Linked DNA regions of Homo sapiens: region 2 is linked to region 1. A link is a loop called in an ENCODE intact Hi-C map of the cell type or tissue named here. Cell type or tissue: dorsolateral prefrontal cortex. All regions are shown on one strand. Each heading gives the region's core, and the rest is flanking DNA. Links, peaks and the distances in the headings are about the cores only.

Region 1 (9,441 bases), core at 1,019-9,018:
ATTGCAAGAATGGACTCATACACGACCTATGTGTTCAAGAGGAGCCAGCCAGGGATAATTCAGGAAAGGGTGTTACAGGCAGCAGGAACAGCAAAGGCAGAGGCCCTGAGCTGGAAGGAGCATGGTATGATGGAGAAACAGAAGTGAGAGGGGTGCTGCTGGAGAATAGTTGGGGAGAAAGAGACGTGTCGGGAGAATAGTTGGTGAGAAGGAGACATGTGTCAGGAAGAGCTAGAGAGACCAGGGTGGTGGGTCAGCTGGGACACACATGAATGATTGGAAACATGAGCTTCATTTCTGAGTGTGCCACCTTTTTTATTCTTCAAATAGGTGATAAAGTAGGTACTTCTGAAGGATTAAGGATGTTGCTGAAGTGTATCCCACAAGTGAATATCAGAACCATGATTCATTCCCTCTCTTTGCACAATCCATCCATTTTACCTTAACATGATGCTACCATGTTATTAATTGGTTTTGAAGCTCCAGGTACATTAATACTGGGACAGTATTAATTCCTACTTAACATAAGGATCATGAGGGCTAAGATGAGGTCACGAATATGCAGCTTTTATGCTGGTGGTCAGGCATAGTCTGTTCACAATAAACAGTAGAATATTGCCTCTTCTGATAGCTCAGTGTTTGCTTTATGTAACCATTTTAAAAAATGTAATTGTGGTAAAGTACACGTAACATAAAACATATCATGTTGGCCGGGCACGGTGGCTCACTCCTATAATCCCAGTACTTTGGAAGGCCAAGGCAGGTGGATCACCTGAGGTCAGGATTTTGAGACCAGTCTGGCCAACATGGTAAAACCCTGTCTGTACTAAAACTACAAAAATTAGCTGGGCATGGTGGCGGGTGCCTGTAATCCCAACTACTTGGGAGGCCAAGGCAAGGGAATCACTTGAACCCGGGAGGCGGAGGTTACAGTGAGCCGAGATCATGCCACTGCACTCCAGCCTGGGGGACAGAGCGAGACTCTGTCTCAAAAACAACAACAACAAAACCGTGTTAACCATTTTTAAGTGTACAGTTCTGTAATGTTAAATGCATTCATATTTTTGTATAACCAATCTGCAGAACTTTTTCATCTTGTAAGATGGAAGCTTTATGTTTGTTAAATAACAGCTCCCCATTCTCCTTACCCTCCAGCTCCTGGCAACCACCATTCCACTTTCCCTCTTTGTGAATTCCTATTCTAGCTACCTCATACATGAGTAGAATCACACAGCGTTTGTCTTTTTGTGACTGTCTTATTTAATTCATTAATGTATTTGTTTAATTAATTAATTAATTAATTTTTTGACCCAGGCACTGGCCCTGCAGCTGCTTCCTTTTGGGCGTGGAAATTCCCACTCATTTCAGGGATCACGCTCACACGCCTATTGCAGGAGTATTAGTAAGCACCCCCCACCAGCCCACATTATCCCCCCAAAATAACGAGACCTCACCTGGCCTCTGCATTTCCACATCCCTGCTCAAAGCCAAATCCATTCCTGCTCCCTCGCCCTGTCCTAAGGTTCATCTGTATTACAGCATGTATCAAAATTTCCTTCCTATTTAAGGTTAAATGGTATTTCCTCCTATGTATCTACTGATGAACGCTTGGATTGCTTTCACCTTTGGGCTATTATGAATAATACTGGTATAAGCGCGGTTGCACAGATATCTCTCTGGGACCCTGCTTTCCATTCCTGTGGTACATACCCAAAAATGGAATTACCAGATCATGTGATATTTCTAGTTTTAAGTTTTGAAGGAACCACTATCCTGTTTTCCAAGAGGCTAAACCGTTTTGCATTTCCACCCACAGTGCCTAAGAGTTTCCACTTCTCCACAGCCTCGCCAACTTTTGTTATTTTCTGTTTTTGTTTGCTTGTTTGTTTTGGCGGTAGCCTTTCTAACAGGTGTGAGGAGGTTGCTCTAAGTCATCTTGGTCATGTCCTTAGGAAGTATATTATTTGCAGAGCAGCTGGAAACATCTCATTCTCTTCCATCCACTCCTTTCTGATGAAAGCGGCATATTCCATTGATGGAATATTTACCATGTAGATAAATACTTGGCATTTTGCCAAGTCATTTTGTATACTCAGTACCATGTTTGTGTGATATTAATGAGAACCTACAGACTTCTTTAGAATAATCAAGGGGTCCTTAAGTTTCTGTCTTGTGTACTTGAAAATATCCAACTGGAAACCATTTAAATATGGCTAAAATTCTGTGTCTCTCTTGCAGTTGCACAACCCATAATTAAATGATTTGTAGAAGCAGTCTGAATTAAGGGCCCCGTTCATCAATACTACATGAATTATGTAGGCATATCTTCATTTTTACATTATTTATCTCAGCGGCCAGATGGGTACATTGGCTGCAATATTCATCAGTAAGAAATCCAAATGTAGCTTTGGCACACTGACATCTGTGCCTGGTCTGGCCCCCCGTGGGGTAGAGTGAATATTTGTGGTTGGGGACTAGGGGGCCCTCTGCTTCTAGGCAAGTCAGGAGTTCTGCAAGTGATGGTATTTGACACTTTATCAGTCACCTCCTAAGTAGCTCCCATCAGAGATAAGTGGAAAGGATCTGAGAGCTACCCAGGCTTTGGGGAGGGGATGGGCAATGTCCCATGAGTGGTGATGTGGACACCAGAGTTTTCACAACGTGTTTGTCTTGGTTGCTGATGCTCTGTAAAACTCAGTAGTAGCTAATATTTAGGAAGGCAGTGTAATATAGTGGATAAAAGTGTGGGCATTGGGGTTTACATTGTGGCTTTCCCACTAATACTGTGAGACTTTGGGCAAGCAGTTTCTTCGTGTTTCTTACCTGGACAATCATTTAATATAGGCACCTACTGTATCAGAGTGGTCGTGAGAATTCACCGAGCATAGGCAGGTTATAACATTGAGTATAGCATGCAACTGTGGATTAAAAAGATAAAGACTTAAAGATACCACTATGGAGTTATCTCAAAGATACATTATTGGTGAACACACAAAAGGGCATAATGTTATGTATTATAGTTTTGATCTGGGTAGAAAAAATAATACAATTATAGATTGTGTTTGTATGTGCATAACATTTCTGGAAGGTTCTAACACAAGTCATTGGTTTACTTTGGAGAAGTGGATGGCAGTAGGGGATATCTTGAGTGAGCCCTGTTGTATATTGTGATCTTTGTTTTAATTTTACGATTTGCATATATTAGTATTTTTGAGGAGCAAATAGTCTGATTTTGAAAACAAGGAATGAGTTACAGAAAGCTGCATCTGTCTCGTGAAGATTTTTTTTTTCTTTGCAGTTAGACAGGAACCTGGTGATGAGGCTCCCCTAGACTTCTGGAGAGTCTTCCAGCTACGTACTCAAGATCTTAGCTTACTGACCTGTATGTTCTGCACGAGGTTCTCACCATTGTTTCCAGCTCCACACCCTGGCCAGATACAGAGCACTCACCCAGTCATGATCCATCAGGAAAATAGGAAGTTGGAAGTGGGCTCCACCTTGGCCCATTGCTGAGGGCAAGTAGGATTTTCACTTAACCGTTTGGGAGAAGTGGATATTTGCCTCTACTATGGTCTGAATATTTGTGTACCCTGAACATTTATATGAAATATTTATACCCCGGGTGATAGTATTAGGAGGTGATGAGGCCATGGTGGCAGGGACTTCATGAATGGGATTAGTGCCATTATAAAAGAGGCTTTACAGACCTCCTTGCCTTGTTGTCCTGATATGAGGACGGCGAGAAGGCATCTTCCATTTTTTTTTTTTTTTTTTGAGTTGGAGTTTCACTCTTGTCACCCATGCTGGTGTGCAGTGGTGCAATCTCTGCTGACTGTAACCTCTGCCTCCTGGCTTCAAGCAGTTCTCTTGCCTCAGCCTCCCCAGTTGGTGGGATTACAGGTGCACTCCAGCATGCCCAGCAAATTTTTATATTTTTAGTAGAGACAGGTTTCACCATGTTGCCAGGCTGGTCTCGAACTCCTGACCTCAGGTGATCCACCCACCTCGTCCTCCCAAAGTGCTGGGATTAAAGGCATTAGCCACCACACCTGGCTGCCATCTTCTGTGGACGAGGAAGCAGGCCCTCACCAGACACCAAATCTACCAGGATCTTGATCTTGGACTTCCCGGCCTCCAGAACTATAAGAAAATAAATTTCTGTTATTTAGAAGCCACCCAGTCTGTGGAATTTTGTTATAGCAGCCCGAATAGACTAAGACTGCCTCAAAGTCAACATTTAAGAGTTCAGATTAGACCATATAGGGTAACTTTTTTTTTTAATTTTAATTTTTATTCTAAGTTCTGGGGTACACTTGCAGAATGTGCAGGTTTGTTACATAAGTAAATGTGTACCATTGTGATTTGCTTCACCTATCAACCCATCACCTAGGTGTGCATTAGTTATTTTTCCTAATGCTCTGCCTCCCCCAAAGCCATATAGGGTAACTTCCTGACCTTGCTGTAGCATTTGTAAACTGTCATGGCAGTAGTGGGAGTGTCTTTTGGCATGCAAATGCATTACAAATAGTGTATAATGAGTAATGGGGACAGCCAGGAGTCACTTTTGTTGCCCTCTTGGTTTTGGCTAGCTTTTTTTTTTTTTTTCTTTTTTTTTTGAGACAAAGTCTTGCTCTGTCGCCCTTGCTGGAGTGCAGTGGTGCGATCTCGGCTCACTGCAAGCTCTGCGTCCCGGGTTCACGCCATTCTCCTGCCTCAGCCTCCCGAGTAACTGGGACTGCAGGCACCCGCCACCATGCCCAGCTAATTTTTTTGTATTTTTAGTAGGGACAGGGTTTCACCGTGTTAGCCAGGATGGTCTGGATCTCCTGACCTCGTGATCCACCCACCTCGGCCTCCCAAAGTGCTGGGATTACAGGTTTGAGCCACCGCGCCCGGCCGGTTTTGGCTAGCTTTTTAAGGCATCTTTTTACCAACGAGGTCTTTGTGACCTGTACCTGGTGCCGACCATCTGTCACATCCTGTGACTCACAATCCCCAACCTACCGTGAATGCAGCCCAGTGGGTCTCAGCCTTAGGGGATGAACCCTCAGTTTTGGGAATTGCCCACCCCTTTCCTGGAAAACTCACAAATAATCCACCCCCTGTTTAGCATATAATCAAGAGATAATCATAAAAATATCCAACCATCAGCTCTTGGGGCTGCTATGCCTATGGAGTAGTCATTCTTTATTCCTTTTAATTTCTTAATACATTTGCTTTTACTTAAAAAGAAGAGTTCAGATTAGTTCTTCTAAAACTCTATATTCAGGGTAGATTTCCATCTGTTTTCTTTTTCTATAAATGAACCAAAAATGTTGAAAATTCTATCATTTTAAGCCATTTTCTGGCGCCGTGTGTGCTCTTCAAGCATTGGGTTGTGCAATACTGTTTGCCTTTTTCCAGCAGTGTTTCTCATTTGATTTATCAGAGATGATACTTGGTAATTCAGTTTGATATTGTCCCCTGTATCTGATGATAAACACTTGAGGGAAACCAGGAAATCTATTTTTTATGTTAAATAATAACACTGGCCCTTTCATTATCCTTTCAGCATTGCAAATCACCCTTTCTGTCTCGGCAAAGAGAGAGGAATTAAGATTTGTTCCGTGTTGACTCCTACGTGATTATGTTATTCAGTGTTAAATATGAGAGAACTTTGTTACACAGAGCCAGGAGGGGGCAGTAAATTTCCTTTTTTACTGTTATTAAAAATGGATCCTGCGTTTCATGCATAGCAAGATCTCACCCGTTTGCTCTAGAATACCACTAATTCCTACCCCCTACCCCAGCAAGGGAAATTTTTGAATTCATTGTGACTCTGGTTTTATGTAACATTTCCATTAGGTTTTAAGTAGTGTGCTTTCAAATTACTACCTGTAAAGAGGCAAAAGCAAATTTTTGCATTTGTAAAAAAATAATAAATAAAAATAAAACGCTATTTTTTCTTTTTTTTTTTTTAACTTTGCAAAGGAGATAAAATCACGACTTGTCTTAAGATCTGCTTTAGCTCTTCCCGTTCCCAAGTAGGTGAAGGTGGAACTATCACTAGATAAACTGAAATCAAAGTACAGTGCCTGGACATGTTCAGGTTCTTGTGAACAATGAGAGAAGGCAAGGATGCCTTTAATGTACATAGCTGCTTTCCTGGTCATATTCTATCAGTTCAGCAAACACTATGATTTCAAACAGGTGTGCATGCCCAGAGAACTAGCTTGCTGATCAGCGTCTGGACTGGACCCCTGGGCTTGCCTGTGCGTTTTCTCTTCCTTCTGCTGTGGCTGCTGCTTCCTAAAACTTGTGTCTTTGAATATCATTAACTTACGTAATTGCTATGTTCCCTACCAGGGTACCTAATATATCTGGCTAGTTTTAAGGAACACCAAGTTCTCTCTGTGGGATGATTTGGGGGTGGCTTGGGAATTATTATTGGCTGTGCTATAAATGGCTGAGGAGGGAAATAAAGGACACTTTCAGGACACAATTAACACTTTCTAATGGCACAGCCTATGTGCTACCCAGAGACTGGGAGGCAGTGCAGACCCAGAGAAATAATGACATACGATGAGAGCGCCTCATGACCTTCAGGTATTTGGACTGAACACACACACACACAGACACAGAGAGAGACACACAAAACACACACAGACACACATAAATATATGTGTGTGTGTGTATATATAAAACATGTATATATTTGCCTTCAAAAGTCGCAATTCCATAGAAAGAAGAGGTGAGACTCACTATCCTGCAATTCTGACAATCCCTCAACCTGCAGACTGGACATTTCTGGTGACTTCTAAAAGGTAATAATAGGTTAATGTAAAATTAATTGCGTTTTTTGCCATTTCTTTCAGTAGAAAAAAAAACGCAATTGCTTTTGCACCAACCTAATAGAAACTATCTAAAGAATATTTTCTTAAGTATCCAGGTTCTCATTAGTCTTCATTTTACAATTGTTCCTGGTTTTTTTTTCTTTTTTTCCTTCATATTCCCCCGCTGCTTCCACCTACACCAGATGAAGCACAGGGCAAAAACTGGATTATACGCAAATTGTACACTGATTTATTAGCGTGAGCCAGGAGTTTAATGAGGGGAGAGGGAACCGTACAAACAGCTCTTGGGGCCTATGCTTGAGTGGAGTTGTGCCGCCATACTAGGTTTCAGTATGAATTTGGGATAGGGTCTTCTACCCCCTCCTTCCTTAAGGTAGAAATGAGGAATGTGTCTACTTACAAATGTCCCTGGTACACCTATCAAATGGGCTCACACGTGTGAGTCTCTCCATGAAGTACCCTGCTGAGTTCAGTAGCATCCGTCCAGTATTTGTTTTGTCAGGCATTTGAGGTCTTTAATGTTTTCCAGGACATTTGACTTTGTTTCTCTGTTCCTCCTCGGGCATGTTAGTGGCATTAACTTACAGTCCAGTATTTACCTGATTCCATTTTGAAATCATACAGCCTGTTTTGGAAGGCTAGTTCTACTACGTACGCACAGAGATGAAGGGAAGAAAATTATTTTGGTCTCTTTAAATTCCCTATCTGTAAATTGAAGAAATTGTAGTATTTCCATCCTCACAGGTTTGTTTTGAGATCTAAGTAACATAATGCAGTCAGGATTTTAGCATAGAGCTAGCCACCAAGTGAACTTCAATAAATGGTTAATATTTTATCATTAGTTTTGACTTTTGTTTTCATATCCATTCATTATGCTTTTTGGAAAATTACTTCAAGCAGTGTCACTTCTTACGGTCATTGTATCACCTTAAGTGAAGCTTCTGCAGGACTGCTATATTGTGGTATTTATGCCTTTAAGCAGTTTTCAGCTTGGGGAAATACAAGGTTGCAGTTTACTTATCAAATAGTGAAAAACGTAACTTGAGCAAATTTCTCTCCTGTATAAACAGTTAAATCCCAATGTCTTGTCGTTGTTTCTTCTTCTAGAAGAGGTTATTCCTTGAGCCCAGTTGTATTTTGTATGTTTCATAACCTTGGAAATTGTTCATCTCTATGAAGTAATCCCTTTTATTACATAATATAAAGGGAAGATAAAGTTTTTAATTCTCAACGCATCTGAAGTGGTGACATGTAGCAAACAGCTCATTATCCCCCACAAAAAGCACAATTACTCAATATAGGGAAGCAGTGCTTTCAGAAGCTGCCTCATATTGGAGCTGCCCCACGCTGGCTAATGTTGGATATTGATTCTGAATAATTCAAATAGCAATAAAATTGGGTTTTCATGACAGTCAATCAGAGGCATTTTATATTTAATGCTCAATAGAAGAAACACGGTGTCTCCTTACCTTCTGAATTTCAAAGCCATTAAACTAATTGTAGGTCATTATGTGAAATTTATCTGCATAATTGGAATAGTTGATCTAATTCATGTAGCATTCAAAACAGTGGCCAGAGAAGAACTGATGAATTTTTAGATAATGATATATATATAGTACATGTATACATATGCATACATACGCACACGTATATTTGTATACATACACACACTTTTAGTCAAAGTAGTGTCACTTTACCAGCATTCATTTTTGTTAATACAGTCAACAAATCATACGGGGATAACTTTAAATAATTCATTTGATCCTGTTTCTCACATATTCCCAGTGGCCTCAGAAGTGAATAGCTTCTGTTGAAATGGAGATACTAAACTAAGGAGTTTTGTTCTTTATATGATTTTGCTGATATTTTCTTCTTAGTTTTCATCTGTCTTTCCAAAATAGACTTACCTGGGAGATATATATGATTATATGTATATAATTGGGGTCACCAGACCCCAGGGATTCTGATTTAATTTACTTGAGATTGGGACCTGACGATCAAGATTTGTTTAGAAGCTCCTCAGTTGATTCTACTGTATAGCATAGAGTGAGAATCAAGGTAAATCTAATTCAGTCATTCACTCACTCATTAATAAAATAGTTTATCAAGTACCTTTTATCTTCTGCAGTCTTACAGGCGTTCTGACGGCTAAAAGGTGAGGAAGATAGTATTGTAGGAGCCTTCCCAGCAATCCATTAAAATGTTTTAAAGTGCCAGTTTAGACATAGAAACAAAGAAGATGTTTATATACAGCTGCCTGGAAAGCCTAATACTTCTGTCTCTGGGAATATTATCAAAACCCTAGAGGGAAATGGGCTTCTAAAGGGTTCTTGGCTGTGTGTAGAAAGTACCTCATTCTCTTCTAACTTTAGACTTGCAACCCTTAATATATGACCTCAGATTAGTTTGTTGGAAGGTAGAGTGACATATGAAAGCAGAATTCCACCTTACTTGGGAGTTGGGTCTTAAAGTCACACTCTGTGTTCACTTAAGTTGAGTTTGTTTCTAGCATGTGCAAAGCAGAGATATTTCTCCTGGTAAATGCTGAAGTATCGTGGGACAAATGGAGTTTGGAAGAAAGCTGCTTAGAAACGAGAATGGCCCAGGA
Region 2 (9,441 bases), core at 867-8,866, 80 kb after region 1:
TTCCTACTCTAGGATAGTGCTTCTCACTCTTTAACAGTGATAGGCATTGCCTGGGGATCTTGCTAAATGCAAATTTTGGTTCAATAAGTCTCGGGTGGGGTCGGAGCATCTGCATTTCTAATAGGCTTCCAGGTGATTCAAAAGCCGCCCTTCCGTGCACGCTACACTTTAAGTAACAAGCTTCTAGAGGGCCCGGTAATCACCTGGCCGGATGGTTAAAGAGCAAATTCAGGATACCAACATTTTTTAATTCTTTGCAATTACTTTTTTCTCTCCCTAAAATTTTTGCCTTTTAAATCACTGGAGTAGGCCCGTGGACGTTCAGTTTTTCCTAAAAAGACTCCTTTTATCTTTTAGATAAAGTACAAAGTAAGGGTCTCTAGAAAGCAGTAGATGACAAAGTAGCTTTTGAAACTAAAATCTCATGTGAGTGACTGTATAAATAGCATACAAAATGGAAGGATTTTTCATTTTCTTCTGGTTGTTTTTCTATGTAGTTGGAAGTTAATTCACTTCAAGTGGAAATCTGGAAACTAGTTTGCTATCCGTCTTGCCCCTGTTTGAGTATCTCTCAAGGGTATCTGACAACAGTGTGGGAAATCAATAAATGTTTGTTCAATAAATGAAAAAGTGAGAATCATTTAATTCAATGATACTTAAACTTGAACATGCACAAAAATCAGACGGAGGACTTGTTAAAAGTGCGGATTGCCATTCAGTAGATCTGGGGATTGACCTATTAAGCATTTCTGATATGCTCCTAGGTGATGTTGATGTCTTGGAACACACTGTGAATGGCAAGAATCAAGATTGAACATGCAAAAAAAAAAAAAAAAAAGTAACGTTACATATCATGTATTTTGCCATGCAATTAAAATGCTGGGAAGTGTGATGATGATTTTGTCCTTTAGAACATATAAATGGGATCTACAGTTGAGAGAGAACCATACAAGGCTCTTGGTAATGGTCAGGCTTATGTATTTAAGGTGTAATTGCATCTATCTTTATACTAGTTCCTTTCCCTTGGGAACTGCTCAGCTGAAGATAAATAAGCAAAACGGGCACATGTGTAGCCTAATAGCAAATATAAAGATTATTGAGCCAGTTTATAGTGACTCAATAAAATTCTGCTTGTCATGGGTAAGCAAAAGTCAGGGCCCTTGAAATTTAGGGTGCAGCAAAAGGAAGCCCATAATTGGGGTGGAGGTTGGGGAGATGGCCAGGAGACTCATGTGTCCATCAGGAGACAGCTAATTGGGCAGGAAAGGTGTTTCTGGACCAAACTGAGGGTCACACTGCTATTTCTCGTGGTCTAATAATGAGGTGCAGATGAACTGGGGAGGAAGAGAGTTTTTATTTCTGTAACCAGTTACAGGGAGAAGGTCTGGAAAATATTGCCAGACCGACTCAAAATTACAAAGTTTTCCAAAGATTATATACCTTCTAAGTTGTATGTCTACATGTAAGTGTGCATTCATCTGAAGACCTAAGTGGTTCATTTATTGTCATCTGTACCTAAGATCTGAGTCCTGAGGACCTTCATCTGGACCTTCAGTAAATTTAATCTAAATGGGTCTAGGTGCTGGGGTGATTACCCTTATCTTGTCTCGTGCTAATCATGGAGGTTGGGGGAGTTCTTTTAGACCCCGCAATAAACTTGTTTGTGGAGGCCTGGGGAGTTTCTTCAGATCCCAGTAAAACTTGTTTAATCCTAAACAAGTCCTGTTAAGAAATCCTTCAGTATCTTGTCAGGATTTAAGCCCCAGGAAAGGCCTGGGCACAATTCTGGGTGGGCTTTGGTTGCATCCCAGCCTTTGTAGATGGGCTCTGGCTGCCTCAGCTTTTATTATTTAACTTAACCACTCAGTCAGTGCCGAAACAGTAGTTGTGGAGGCCTGTGTTAGTGAGACCTGATTTGCCACACAGGGTCCTGTTGTGCTTCTCTGGGAATTTCATTGCTTGGATGTTATTTGACATTTCCCTTTTAACAGTTAATGTTAGAAAGTCCATGTTATGGCCTGGCGCAGTGGCTCATGCCTATAATTCCAGCACTTTGGGAGGCCGAGGTGGGCACATCACCTGAGGTCAGGAGTTTGAGACCAGCCTGACCAATTTGGCAAAACCCTGTCTCTACTTAAAATACAAAAGTTACTCGGGCATGGTGGTGCACACCTGTAATCCCAGATACTTGGGAGGGTGAGGCAGGAGAATCGCTTGAACCTGGGTGGCCGAGATTGCAGTGAGTTGAGATTGTGCTACTGTACTCCAGCCTGGGTGGCAGTGAGACTCCGTCTCAATTAAAAACAAAAAAAGTGCATGTTATTTGATGGTTTTTATATTCCTTTATTCATTTCGGCAAAAGCCATTCCCCCACGTTGTTGTAAGAATCTGATTGTTAGATGATACTCTTGAAGTAGGCTGACCCAAAATATTTTTCGGAGACTTGGCTATGAAGAATTTTATAAACTAACTTAAGTTGCCTTTCTTTTAAGGAGCTGACATAGTGGAATTGTGCAAAGAAGTTATTTTAGTTTCCCTTAGGGTTAAATATTTATTGAAGAGGGAAGATGGCTTCTTCCACAACAATTTTTATTTTCTCCTTTTCTAATCTGTTCTAAAAGTCTTTTAGCTGCCTTGCTACTAGGAAAAGGGACTTACTCATTTCCATTGAACTCAAAATGTTACTTTGTGTGTGTGTTTAATTTCCCCATCACCCACTCTGCAGACTCAAAACCTCTGAGCTAGACCATGCCTTGATTTTTTTTTTCTTTTAAATGCCATGAGTTAGACATTTAAGGACACCAAATGATTGAAAATAGTCGAAAATGTTCACTTGACCCTCATTGCCTATGACATTGCTGTTAGCTTTCTGCATGAAAGTGCAAACTTCAATTTTCAGGAAGGCCCACATCCCAGAACTGGCATTGTTTCCTTAGTCATTGGAAGCAGAAAACTACAGCAGAAGTGTTGCCTCCAGCCGTACAGAGAAGAACAATCTGCAGGCACAATCTGGAAACCTTTCCCAGTGAAGGGAGAAAGTGAGAGTGGCGTTCTGGCCTTGGAAAAACAAACATTTGTTATTACTTTCCTAGGGACTGAAATTTTTAGCTCCCCAGTGCAATCTGTGTATAATCTAGATTTCCAGATTTCCTAAATGGAAAACAGATAAACAAAAATCAGCCTTCTTAAATTATGTATGGTGGTAAAATAAAGTAACTGAGAAGGAAACAGGATTCCTAAACCGAATGGACTTTAGCAAAAGAATCTTTCACCATTAATAATTTCTCCCTGAACAAATATGCAGATATTTTACCAGACAGAGAATAGAGACTTTGTTTTGGCTTATCTTGCTTAAGAGTAATTCTGAGAATCTATTACTTGTGAGAGAATAAGATTCATAAGGAATGTTCGTTAGAGAGTTGTACTGGGAGATTCACAGGCTACATTTCTAATTTTTTCCTAAAGAACTCCTTTTACAATAAAAAACCATGCTGTAAGCTGCAGAGTGTTGCTGAAATGTAAGCTTTTACCATTGTTGTAGATCTGGCATCTTGTTTAGAACCCATAGTTTCCTAATATTTGCACGTTATAACATATGAAGCTAAACTGTATAGTACATAAAACTCATACAATTTTTTTTTTTTCGAGATGGAGTCTTGCACTGTCACCCTGGCTAGAGTGCAATGACATGATCTCAGCTCGCTGCAACCTCTGCCTCCTGGGTTCAAGTGATTCTCCTTGCCTCAGGCATCCAAGTAGCTGGGATTACAGGTGCCCGCCACCATGCCCAGCTAACTTGTTTGTATTTTTAGTAGAGATGGGGTTTCACTTTGTTGGCCAGGCTGGACTCAAACTCCTGACCTCTTGATCCGCCCACCTCAGCCTCCCAAAGTCCTGGGATTACAGGCATGAGCCACCCAGCCCTGCCAATACATACAAATTTTAACTCCAGGGTAAATTGATAAGACTTCTTCCTTCATGGAAGTTAAATTCTAATAGGATCCCTAATGCCCCATCTAGCCCTGCAGTATTTCAGGTCAACAATAACTCTTTGCTGACTGAAGATTTGACTGGATGGTACACGCCCTCCAATGGAACTAACAGGCTCAACAGCTCTAGGTGCATAAATAATCTTCATCCTACAAATAAAGAATTCTAAATTGGACTCTAAATATTGTATGTGGCTACTGTGGAAGCTAGGAAGATTGATTGGATTAATATCAAGTTTCACAATGTGTTCTTTCATTAGGATGTCAGTAATGAGAATGAACTATTCATTAGAACAGCCAACTTTCTAAAGAATAAGAGTGCTGACCTCACACATGACTGGGGCAGAACAGGGTACTGTTTACTTCATGAGAGCCCTAGAATGGGACGCAGTGGATTGGGGGCCGTTCCCTACTCTATTGCCAAGTATGTGCATTTGCCACTCTGACTTCTTATAGGTAAAGTATTGGCAGTTATGTCCTCCATAGTCAATTTCATTCTTAAAAAGGCCATGTGTCCCAAACATTAACTGAAAAACAAAAAGCGAGATTCAAAGACTTCTCATATGCTGTTGGTCGGAGTGTAAATTAGTTCATTGTGAAAAGCACTGTGAAAGGCAATTCATCAAAGATCTGAAAACTGAATACCATTTGACCTACCAGTCCCATTACTGGGTTTATATGCAGAGGAATATAAATTATTCTACCATAAAGACCCATGCACGTGAATGTTCACTGCAGCATTACTCACAATAGCAAAGATATGGAATCAACCTAAAGGCCCAGCAATAACAGATTGGCTAAAGAAAATGTGGTACATCTACACCATGGAATACTATGCAGCCATAAAAAATGAGATCCTGTCTTTTGCAGGAACATGGATGGAGCTTGAGGCCATTTTCCTTAGCAAACTATGACAGGAACAAAAAAACAAATATTGCATGTTCTCACTTACAAGTGGGAATTCAGTGATTTGAACACATGGACACACAGAGGGGAACAGCAGACTTTGGGGTCTCCTGGAGGATAGAGGGTAGGAGGAGGGAGAAGAGCAGAAAAAAATAACTTGGGTACTTGGCTTAGTACCTGGGTGGTGAAATAATCTGTACCATCCCCATAACATGAGTTTACCTATGTAATGAACCTGTACATGTACCTCTGAGCCTAAAATAAAAGTTAAAAAAATTCTCACTTCAGTTATCACATTGAAAGGAATACAGATCATCAGACAATGAAGAGCAAATCAAATTATTCCTGGTATCTCTTCGAGGATGTTTACAAGGAGGGAAGTCTGTTAATGAATGCTGAAAACATGTGAAATTATCCTTACCATCTTGTCCATTCTGCATGCCTCACAATGTACCCTCCTTTCTTCAAGGTTTTTCCCTCCACTGTAAAGTCTGAAGTGTAACACCCAAGCCATGTGGAGATTTTCACATCTTCGCTGCCCTGTTGTCCTCAGCATCTATCTCCGCCTTTCTCCTTACAGTCACACTTGGCTCTTTCCAACACGAATCACTAGCCTTTACTTTCCCTGTTGTATCTTCTTTACTCATTGCTTTAGTTCTAAACCATAGAATTCCAAAAGCCAAGCTGGAAAAGGAGGAGTTACCTTTTGTGAGGTGAGAAGGGGAAAAACTGTGGGTATTCATACTCAAAATATTTGCTAGTTGCAGCTCTATAAGAAGTCATCCAGCAGCTTGGAGAAGTATATGGTTCACAAAGATGATTCATCCAAGAACCAGTTTGAATATTTAGATGATTTAGAGTGGAATTAGTTAGAATAGAAATGAGTATAGAATTGCCACAGGTCACAATATAAGAGAAAAATTAGCAAATTAATTAATTGGATGTTGTTCTATAGCCAGTATTTGTTTTAGAGATTTTTATGAAGTACTTTTCCTTCCTGAAAGTCATTATAAAGCTTTGTAGTAACCTGATAATGTTGAATATTTACTTTAATGTCATCCAAAAAACTATAGAGTTTTGAAAGATGGAATGAGAAACTGGTCTGTAATAAGGAAAAACCAGAAAGACTGTAATACATTTGCATCTTTTTCAAATTCATATGCTAACTAGAGCTAACAAATGTTAAATAATTTCAGAAAGTATCTTTGCTGGGCCTATTCTGACCAGTAAATAAAAGCATTTGAATGAGTTCACCATCTTACATGGATAGTCTGTGGAGAAGAAATGGATTTTAAAGAGCCTGAACTAGTTCCCAGCAAATTTGATCACATCATTGGTTTTTTAAAACATGTCTTTTACCTACACGCGGTAACAGATTTGTATTATATGCGCTAAAATGATAATATTGATATTAATGAGGTGATATTGTCTTACATGTATTACCAGGGGAGCATCTTTCTGTTTTTTCTCCCTTTCTTTTTCTATTTTTTCTTTGTTTCTTTTTCTCTTTCCTTTTCATTTATATATATAAATAAATATATAAATATATATATATATATATATTTTTTTTTTTTTTTGAGAGAAAGTCTTGCTCTGTTACCCAGGCTGGAGTGCAATAGCATGATCTCAGCTCACTGCAAACTCCACCTCCTGGGTTCAAGTGATTCTCCTGCCTCAGCCTCCTAAGTAGCTGAGATTGCAGGCACGTCTCACCACGTCCAGCTGATTTTTGTATTTTTAGCAGAGATGGGGTTTCAGCATGATTGCCAGGCTGGTCTTGAACTCCTGACCTCAAGTAGTATGCCTGCTTCAGCCTCCCAAAGTGCTGGGATTACAGGTGTAAGCCACCGTGCCCAGCCTCTTTTTTTCCTTTTAATAAAACACTGGTTACAATGTGAGAAACAGATTGGAGATTGGACAGGGAGACCAGTTAGGAGTCTGTTCCAGTAGTTCAAGTGACAGCTGATGCCCTCTTAAACTAAGGTATTGAGGGAGATGATGGGAACTAAACAGCAGATTCAAGAGTTCTAGGGCATACAATGAAGAGAACTTGGCAATAAATTGATAATGGGAATTTTGAGACAAGGATGAGTGAGTCCAAGTTGATTTCTGCATTTAGGGTTGGTTGACTGAATGGTGGTGCCATTCACCTGGATGGGAAATGCTGGAGGAATGTTGGAGTAGCACACAGGGCTGGGGTCCTGAGTTCTGCACTCACTAATGGGACTTTGCTTGTCCTATGATATTAAGATGCATACTATGGCGGAGTGTGGTGGCTCACACCTGTAATCCCAGCACTTTGGGAGCCTGAGGCAGGCAGATCACAAGGTCACGAGATTGAGACCAGCCTGGCGAGCATGGTGAAAGCCCATCTCCACTAAAAATAAAAAATTTGGCTGGGCATGGTGGCAGACGCCTGTAATCGGAGCTACTCGGGAGGCTAAGGCAGAAGAATCACTTGAATCCAGGAGATGGAGGTTGTAGTGAGCTAAGATTGTGTCACTGTACTCCAGCCTGGTGACAGAGCGAGACTCCATCTCAAAAAAAGATGCTTATTATATATATAGTTCTATTGAATATGTATGTTAGTATATATATCTAGTTCTGTTGAATATATATTATTGTGTGTGTGTGTGTGTGTATATATATATAGGGTATAATATGCATATGTAATATATGCATTATATATAATATGCGTATTGTACCCTGTATATATATATGCATAGAACTATATATAATATGCAAATTATACCTTGTGTATATGTATATATACTATCCTATACAATAGAACTATATATATATAATCATACTCAATAGAACTAGATATATATAGGATGTAGCAATATGCATAGAACTATATATAATATGCATATTATACCTTATATATGTGTGTGTGTGTGTGTGTATATATATATATATATATATAGTTCTATTGAAGTATGCACTAGCTTCCAGCATGTAGCCTTTATATTCTACTGATGCCCCATCACTTTGGAATTACCTCTTATCTTTTTCTCTCCTGCCTTTCTAATATCACCCCACCACTGATTCCCATCTGATTATGCCTACTTCACTGAAGCACCCTTGTCACTCCCTTCAATGCCTAAAGTATTGCTTTCTTAAGTGCTATGGAAGCAGAGTTCCTTTTCTTGCAGTGAATAAACTACATCCCAAGGATCTCACCCCTTGCTTCCCCAGTGAATAGCTCTCAGATGGAAAATAAAACAGCACCATTACTCTCTGAGATTAAGAGGGACAGGTTTGCATACTCAACAAACATTGTCTGATGGGGAATAACTGCCAAATTTATCATCTCAGGGTGTTGGTAGTTGTTATTTTAATGTAAATTTTGAATAGATAATAGATTAATATGAATCTTATTTTACCAGGCAGAAAAATGGTATACAGTGAAGAGTAATGCTTCCTCCAACCTCTGCCCCCAGGTAATACTGTTCTTTTCTCCACAGACAAATACCTGGTTATCTCTGGGTCTGGGTATTAACTGTATCTGTGTCTTCTCCCAGTCATAACATACAATATCTCTAATTCATAGAAAATCACTACCTCTTACCAAGGGAATACTTCCTGTAACACCTTTAGCAGGGAACAATATCGGATAATCCCAAAGCAAGATGTTAACGCAAACTAAATATGTCCTGAGAAGGACTCTGTACTTCTATATTTGAGTCCTTGTGGATGAACTGTAACCTAGCTTAATAGACAAGACTGAAAACCTGACTTAGGAGTATGCACCTGTAACAATAGTTGAGTCTTGGCCAATCCCAGCCGCCATACTTCAACCACCCATAGACTGCTAAGTGTTCAAAAAAGGCAAACACCAACCTGTCACCAGTTCAGCTGTTTGTGTACCTCACTGCTGATTTCTGTAAGTCATTTCCCTTTTTCTGTCTATGAATTTTCTTTCACCACCTTGGCTACGCTGGAGTCTCTGAATCTCATGTGATTCTGGGGGCTGCCTTCTGAATCGTTCATTGCTCAATTAAACTTCTTTAAATTTAATTTGGCTGAAGTTTTTCTTTAACCAGAGGGAAGAAATAAACTAATGTAGATTGCCTCTAAGTGCCAGCCACTGTGCCAGACACTTTCTAAAGGTGCATTTTTAAAGAATTATTTTTTAAAATTTTTGTGGATATACACATAGATGTATTGATTTATGGGGTACCTGAGATACAAAAATATTATCTTCCTCATCTACATTGAAGAGCTGTCATTCACCCCAGGAGGCAGTGTGGAATAAGTTTCTGTGCACCTGAGACTATATCCTATTGTATATGAAGCCTTCAACCAAAAGTGCCATAACCTTGGTACAGAATTGCTACCCCATCCGAAGTCCATAGGAACACAGCATAGAACAAACTGAAGTCTGAGAAGTTCAGGTGAGATACGTAGAGCTGCAGAAGAGGAGTTTTTCATTGTCTCTGAATTGGTCTTTCTCAGCGACAGAGTTATTTATGAGATGGGGCAATCATAGAAAGCAGTGGCTTTTAAAAAACACTTCAGCTGCCAAAAATCTTATTCCAATTCT

What was found. Peaks named below come from ENCODE experiments on the same cell type or tissue, not always from the same donor. Only the 100,000 strongest peaks of a DNase experiment are listed, where the experiment ranks them.
Region 2: a loop joins it to region 1, with 2.8 times the contacts of the local background. A loop is called at or near these places in 2 of 110 quality-filtered maps.

The regions. Positions count from the first base shown.
Region 1 is chr16:6,720,453-6,729,893 of GRCh38, forward strand. All of the region lies in intron 3 of RBFOX1 (RNA binding fox-1 homolog 1), which reads left to right. Among named protein-coding and RNA genes, the nearest start is that of RBFOX1, 710 kb to the left of the region's middle. In dorsolateral prefrontal cortex, for the core only: CTCF peaks have their summits at 5,691 (motif pointing right) and 5,897; no DNase peak of the experiment used is centred there; H3K27ac peaks cover 2,038 bases.
Region 2 is chr16:6,800,380-6,809,820 of GRCh38, forward strand. The region is part of intron 3 of RBFOX1 (RNA binding fox-1 homolog 1); the gene reads left to right. Among named protein-coding and RNA genes, the nearest start is that of RBFOX1, 790 kb to the left of the region's middle. In dorsolateral prefrontal cortex, for the core only: no CTCF peak of the experiment used is centred there; no DNase peak of the experiment used is centred there.